Linked DNA regions of Homo sapiens: region 1 is linked to region 2. A link is a contact called in ENCODE Hi-C or POLR2A ChIA-PET data. All regions are on one chromosome and are shown on one strand. Each heading gives the region's core, a stretch centred on a gene start or an enhancer-like site at or near the end of the contact. The rest is flanking DNA. Distances are from core to core; before and after follow the strand shown. Region 1 overlaps RAB10 (RAB10, member RAS oncogene family). Region 2 holds the start of RAB10 (RAB10, member RAS oncogene family).

Region 1 (3,730 bases), core at 60-2,559, 35 kb before region 2:
CAATGCAGAGTGAATATAAATCTAAGACTGACACACACACACCTCCCCCAAACCAAGATTATTGTCAAAAGTATCGGAGGCCAGGTGCGATGGCTCACGCCTGTAATCCCAGCACTTTGGGAAGCCGGGGAGGGCAGATCACTTGAGGTCAGGAGCTCGAGAGCAGCCTGGCCAACCATGGCGAAACCTCATCTCTATTAAAAACACAAAAATTAGTGGGGCATGGTGGCACGTGCCTGTAGTCCCAGCTACTTGGGAGGCTGAGGCAGAAGAATCACTTAAACCTGAGAGGTGAAGGCTGCAGTGAGATGAGATCATGCCACTGCTCTCCAGCCGGGGCAACAGAGTGAGACCCCATCTCAAAAAAAAAAGTATCTGAGTAGTTGTTTTTCCTTTTTTCTTTTTTTTTGGGGGGTAGGGGGGCAGAGTCTCGCTCTGCCGCCCAGACTGGAGTGCAGTGGTGCGATCTGGGCTCACTGCAACCTCCACTTCCTGGGTTCAAGTGATTCTCCTGCCTCAGCCTCCCAAGTTGCTGGGATTACAGGCGCCCACCACCATGCCCAGCTAATTTTTGTATTTTTAGTAGAGACAGGGTTTCACCACATTGGCCAGGCTGGTCTCAAACTCCTGACCTTGTGATCCTCCCACAGTGCTGGGATTACAGGTGTGAGCCACCAAGCCCAGCCAGTTGAAGTTTTTTTAAATGCCCTTCTATTATCCTCAGGATATGTCTCAAAAAGTTTAAATTATAGAAAAAAATCTGTAAATCCCAAAGAACACTACAACTCAGCATTAATCCTAAAACTGTTGGGGTTATCTCTTTTACTAGTGGGAAACATGCAGTTTACTGTGCAACTAGCCAAAGGCCTGCTAATGCTGATGGGACCATTAGCCTCAACCATGGTTCTACTGCAGAAATGAAAACCACCTTACCAAAGCCAACTTTTTGGGCATTAAAATTTCAAAGCATCTCAATGCTGTTCAGAGGGCAAATAGGCTATATTAGACATTAAGAAAGAAATTATCAGTTGAAATTAAGAATATATATGTGAGAGATTACAGAAAAGCTTAAGACAAACTAGAAATTCTTAAATTCAAACTGCCACTAAAATGGAAGGCAGTGCATCAGTAGTTCCTGAGCTATGTGTACTGTATTCTCTCCCCCACGAAGAGATAATCTGCATGAAAACAATAAGTGAAACATTTTTGAAACAGCTCTTTCATCTGACTTCTACAGAAGAGGTAAAATGTGTCATCACTAAATTTGCTTAGCTGGTTTTAAGCCTTGCCCACAACGTCTGAGGAAATGACTCAGCAAGACTCAGCCCATATGTTAACCAGAGTTAAGCGATTAACACAATTAAAGTTAAGCACACATTTCTCAAACACGCCCAATTTACAGATAAAGAAAGAGGCTCAGAGTTTAAATGACTTGCTCAAGCTCACAAACCAAATTAACTATGATCAGAACTCTGTCTCTTGGCTCAGGATTGTCTGATGTATTTGGCACTAAAAAGATCACCTCAAAAAAAAAATTAAAGGCTCACTGTCACAGTCACTGACAGGTATTTTCACATATAATCGCTCATAATCCTTAAAGATTAAATAGTATACAGTAAGAGTTTAAACACATCTTTGATAAGTCTTTAATTAGAAAATTCCAACTCCAATCCATTTTCCACATTTTCTGGGCCAACCATCTTTTAAAAATTGAATCTAACCATGTCACATCCCTGCTCAAACCTTCCATGGAATTCGAATCCTTAGCATGGACTACCAGGCTCTGCACAATCTGGCTCAAACCCACGTCTTCAACATCTATTGCTTCTGCTAGCCTCACAAGTCACATTTGCAACACACATCATCTTTCAGTTCTTTGAACTCAAAAAGCTCCTTTACTAAGGACCTTTTTGTGCCCACTTCCTCTGCCTGGAATGATGTTCTTCTACCTAACTTCTAATCATATCTCATGTAGCAGTATAAATGTCATTTCCCCAGGACAGCATTCTCTAGGCCACCTGACCATCCTCTGAAATAGATTAATTAATAACCTGTTTATTCTCATTTTACTAACTAGAGAACTACTCTGGTTTGATGTTTCTGTTTACTTGATGAACATATATCAACCCCCCAGCAAATTCTGCTGCAAGTATGGTGACCATAAGTCTGTTTGACCTCAAGTCTTCATTTATGATTGGTGTTTCCAAACATCGTGTACAAATCTACTGTCTTAGACTTTACATTTTTAACAAAGTTGCATCAAAATAAGTATTGATGGTTTCACAGACATTGAATTGGTGTTTCTAACTTCTGACAAGGTCTTACACAGTAGTCATGTGAGATGTGCATTGTAAACAGCTATCACATTTTAACACATGATTAAATCTAACAAGATGACTAGTGGTAGTCTGCCTCTTTTCTTAACCCTTTACAAATTTGAAACAATTGACATTTTCCTTTTTAGGACACCAAGTCAATATCAAGTATGGTAACAGGCAGCTAACTCCCTCCTTCAGGTGTTGACAGTTGCTGGAAGGAGAATATTCAAGGCTGTTGCCCCCATCCATCATCTGTGCCATGGCCAGTTCCTCAGCCAACAAGAAGCCATCAAAATACTGTCAGTGAGATCAGTAGGAAACATGGAAAAAATATGTACATAGGAAATGTGTATGAGTGGTCCTTTCATAGAGTATGCAGATACAGTATAAACCCCTTTTGCTACAATGACCTTTTCATTGTTACACAGTGTATATCTACAACTAATCTATGTATTTTTAAATAAGCCCTTTAGATAGCAATGCACTCAAGTATATATTTAAAGTGGTAACAATGACTTCAAGCAGCAAATCTGAAGAAGCATCAACATTTGGCTAGGTGAGGTGGTCCACACTTGTAAACCTAGCACTTTGGAAGGCCACGGCAGGAGGATCACTTGAGCCCAGGAGTTTGAGACCTGCTTGGGCAACATAGGGAGACCCCGTCTCTACAAAAAATACAAAAAATAGAGCGGCATGGTGGCTCACACCTATAATCCCAGCACTTTGGGAGGCTGAGGCAGGTGGATCACTTGAGGTCAGGAGTTCGAGACCAGCCTGGCCAATGTGGATAAACCCCATCTCTACTAAAATACAAAAATTAGCCTGGCGTGGTGGCATGTGCCTGTAGTCCCAGCTACTCAAGAGGCTGAGGCAGAAGAATCACTTGAACCTGGGAGGTGGAGGCTGCAGTGAGCCGAGATTGTGCCACCGCACTTCAGCCTGGGTGACAGAGTGAGACTCCGTATCAAAAAAAAAAAAAAAAAAAAAAATTGATGGCATGGTTTTGCTGTGTCCCCACCCAAATGTCATCTTGAACTGTAGTTCCCATAATCCCCAAGTGTCATGGGAAGGACCCGGTGGGAGGTAATTGAAACACAGGGGTGGTTACCTCCATGCTGTTCTCATGATAGCGAGTTCTCACAAGATCTGATGGTTTTGTAAGGGGCTTCGCTCCTCTCATTCTCTCTCCTGCCGCCCTGCCTTCCACCATGACTGTAAGTTTCCTGAGGCCTCCCCAGCCATGAGGAACTGTGAGTCAATCAAACCTCTTTTCTTTATAAATTACCCAGTCTCTGGTATTTCTTCATAGCAGCATGAGAACAGACTAATACAATCAACATTTAATTCAAAGGCAATAAGCAGTTATTGTAAAATTGTGTCTGAAAATGACAATACATGCAGCTGTAAAAGAT
Region 2 (3,489 bases), core at 976-3,475:
TCCTCCCTGTGCTTACTATTGTAGCATCTTCCACACTATTATGATTATCTCACCGGAATGCTCCTCAAGGGGTCTGTTGTGTTCATCATTTATTCCCAGTGCCTAAAAACAGTGCCCAGCATTAGGTGCTCAATAAATATTTGCTGACCCATCTGATCACCTAACCCTAGCCAGCTACAGCTAAAAGTGGAGTGTTAAAAGCAAACAGTGCTAGGGAAGTGCTAGCGCTAAGTGCTAGTATTCTCTAACCCACAAGTTAGAGAACAAGCTCTAAGTTTCATGAAATTTATGACAGACCAAGAAAACAGTATGATACTCTGGAAATAAGGATTATGATAATTTGCCTCCCAAAAAAGGTAAGCAAAATAAAAATCTATTTAAAAAATCACTTGTCCAATTTAATTTCAGTATAATTTCTTTTGTGAGAATGAAGCAGGTATTTGTCACAAAAGAAAACCCAAACCAAATATTTCAGTTACGCTATACAAACTGTTTCAAATCAGCTTAATTTTGACAATTCCCAGAGTTCAAAGACGACTGCCGTTGCTTTTTAAAAGCCTCTCAATATAAAAGTACATTTAAAAATGGGTTCAACTGCACCGCCACAATGCTGAGAGCCATGTGTCTTTTAAGAAATTTATTGCGGAGCGGATGGGTTTCACAATTAATATAGCACAATTAGCGTCAATGCCACTTAAATTTTCTAACCAGATTCAAAAGGGACTTTCCTAGAGCCTTCCCTTTTCCTTTCCTAAACGGGAAATTCGATTAAAAAGGTCACTCTTTAGCTCTTACTTCCACACTAAGTAATTCTGAAACATGGTGAAAGTGCATTATAAGTCCATAGGGCTATGACTGGCAAAATACTTTCCTGTAAATACTAGAGTCAAATAAAATAGAAGAGAGAGCTTGACTTCACTCCGTTGGGTTTGAGGACAGAAACTGATCATCTCCCTCAGATTACTGCTTCTGTTGATGTCTCGAAAAGCACTGAGGCAAATATGCCAGAGTCCCACCCCAAGCGCGAAGAGCCTCCGATTGTTTGACACATCAATGGATTAGTGAATGAGGGCAACTCACTCTTCCCTTCTAATTTACCTTAATTATTCTTCTCAGAAACCCTCAAGTTTACTCTAAGTTATCACCATATGGAATCTTTTCTTTGCCCCAAAGTATAAATTCAGGCCTTTCCCAAATAGCTAGTACTGCTTCAATCGCAACCACTGAAATAAATACCTTAAAAATATCACACATCTACTAATTCCACGCAAATGTGGAAAAAGCCAGTCCAGTCGCCTGAAGAAATAAGGTTCTGGAACATGGTTAAATGATGCATATTTTGTAACAGAAGGCACTGAGCATAGTGGGAGACTCGAAAGCAAAAGACCGGATGGAAATCATGGGAAGACCCCGCCCCAGTAAGCTCGATGCCGATTCAAACAGTAACTTGGATGTGTCGTTTGGAATCGGAATCACTGAAACAAAGGCGTATATTACGGGAAGCAAGATGTCTGGAGTAAAATAAACGGTATGCAGCTACCGAGACCGTACACCGTCCTCCCACAGGTCTTACCTATGGTGGAAATAAAGGTAGTATTGAAGGCATCATCCGAAAAACGAAAAAGGACGCAGGTCTTCCCCACTCCGGAATCCCCGATCAGGAGCAGCTTGAAAAGCAGGTCGTACGTCTTCTTCGCCATTGGGAGGAGCGGCTCGGGCTCTCGCCGCCGGCGGCCCCAAGGGATCGGTCCCTCTCACTACGGCCAACTCCTCACTCGGGCGTTCTCAGGCCGGAGGACCGGGGAAGCGTGGGAAAAAGGCTCGAGACGGCGCGGGCGACCTACGAACAGCTTTGAGGAAGCCCCGACAGTGGCGGCGTCCAGTGCCTCCGAGGGCGGCGACCGCGGCTCCGCAGCCTCTCCCAGCCCGTCCGCCCGGTTCCGGGGAGTCGGTCGGGACAAAATGGCCTCCCCTCCCCCCTCAGGGCTTCTCGGCCGGGACGCTCCCACGGGCGAGCAAGCCTGCTCTGCCGTCGAGGAGGCGCAGCGGGCGTGAGGACAGTCTCTCTCCCGAGCGGAAACTCCCTGCTAGCACGCGGCGAGGGCAGCGAAGAAGGACCCCTAAGTCGACGAGCTCAGTTACATAGCCCCAGGAAACCGAGCCACCCCGGCCAGAGCCACCTTTTCCCCGTGCCCTCTCACGCCGGCGTGCGCGCTGCCTGAGACGCACGCAAGGGCGTACGCCCGCCCTTCCCTCACGCCCTAGCCTTGCGGTCCGCCTCTGCGCACGCGCACAAGAGGGCATGGGGGCGCGCCGAAGTGGCGAGTGGAATGCTCCTGTCTCCAAGCCTCAGTCTGAGGCTGGACCCAGAGGGGAGAAGGGAGGGGCGAGAAAGGGCGAGGCCGCGGGCGCGCTCCCTGTGGCCGCCTGATAGGGTGCGCGGCGTTACGAGCACGCCCCGGGGGAGACGCTACCTAGCGACTGCGCAGGCGCAGCGCCCCCCCTCCGACCCCCGCCTCCCGCCTCCCGCTCCCCGCTCCCCGGGACACCCTTACAGAGCCCAGCACCTCCTTCCCCTCCCGGGGTCTCCCGCTGGACTGCGCTGCGGTTTCTCTGCACAGCGCTTGTCGGGTGTGTTGAGCTGGAGGTCTTGGCGCAGCGACGGGCTTGGGTGGCCATGTGTTCCCGTGTAGGTGGAGCTCGTAAACGCGAGAAAAAGCCGCGCCCTGGGTCATTTAATAGCCTCTTTGCTAGAACGAGACGCCTCCCGGCGTGCCCCCTCTCCAGGGCCAGCCCTGACGGGGAAACATGAGCGCTCCATCCGGATTGACTTCAAGAGCAAGAGTTTGAGATGGAAAAGCTGGCCACGCCGCTCGGGTTGGGATGAGGTAATCCTCACAACCTCTTCCTGGGCGAGGAGAGGAAGGTTGAGGAACACCTGGGCGCAGGAAGAACCTCCCTGCGAAGTGGAGGGTTCTGTGCGGTGCTCAGAGAACCTGCTTCAGGCCTTTGCCGTCCTTCAGGAATCCGGGAGAACCCGAGAGCGCTCTGCAGAGGAGGTGGGGCCTCTGCCTGCCGCCAGCGTCGTACCACTGGGTTGAAAATTGAAAGGTGGTCAAGCCTACTCCCAGTCCGACACAGCCTGCTTCCTCGCATTTTCTTTTTCTTTTTTTCTTTTCTTTCTTTTTTTTTTTTTTTTTTTTGAGATGGAGTTTCGCTCGTTTCCTCGCATTTTCTTTTTCTTTTTTTCTTTTCTTTCTTTTTTTTTTTTTTTTTGAGATGGAGTTTCGCTCTTGTTGCCCAGGCTAGAGTGCAATGGCACAATCTCTGCTCACTGCAACCTCCACCACCTGGGTTCAAGTGATTCTCCTGCCTCGGCCTCCCAAGTAGCTGGGATTACAGGCATGTGCTACCACGCCCGGCTAATTTTTTGTATTTAGTAGAGACGGGGTTTCACCCTGTTAGTCAGGCTGGTGTCGAACACCTGAC

What was found. A loop is a pair of places that touch in the nucleus more often than their neighbours do. ChIA-PET counts read pairs that join two places held with the same protein, here RNA polymerase II (POLR2A). Pooled maps may share reads with other maps.
Region 1: a map of CD8-positive, alpha-beta T cell shows a loop between it and region 2 (5-fold over the local background). The contact joins the enhancer-like site here to the promoter of RAB10 in region 2. A Hi-C loop is called at or near these places in 14 of 168 maps with a recorded cell type or tissue (CD4-positive, alpha-beta memory T cell, CD8-positive, alpha-beta T cell, Calu3 and 9 more), 28 of 37 single-sample maps with no recorded cell type and 21 of 50 pooled maps. POLR2A ChIA-PET finds 5 or more read pairs at or near these places in 32 of 52 experiments (A549, B cell, CD4-positive, alpha-beta T cell and 23 more).

Annotation. Positions count from the first base shown.
Region 1 is chr2:26,066,355-26,070,084 of GRCh38, reverse strand. The region is part of intron 1 of RAB10 (RAB10, member RAS oncogene family); the gene reads right to left. LOC105374333 (a long non-coding RNA gene) reads right to left here. Exons shown (of 2, transcript XR_939851.3): 1 at 1-3,730. Among named protein-coding and RNA genes, the nearest start is that of RAB10, 34 kb to the right of the region's middle. RefSeq lists an enhancer at 1,338-1,387. Within about 2 kb of position 1,309, at least 14 of the 41 ENCODE cell types and tissues checked have a DNase peak (open chromatin) inside an H3K27ac peak, as active enhancers do; they include CD8-positive, alpha-beta T cell, GM12878, HCT116 and 4 more, where a contact is called at or near this core.
Region 2 is chr2:26,032,820-26,036,308 of GRCh38, reverse strand. RAB10 (RAB10, member RAS oncogene family) reads right to left here and starts at 2,225. Exons shown (of 6, transcript NM_016131.5): 1 at 1,574-2,225. The coding sequence starts at 1,700. LOC124907743 (a long non-coding RNA gene) reads left to right here and starts at 2,560. Exons shown (of 2, transcript XR_007086249.1): 1 at 2,560-2,631. RefSeq lists an enhancer at 1,970-2,019 and a silencer at 2,330-2,559.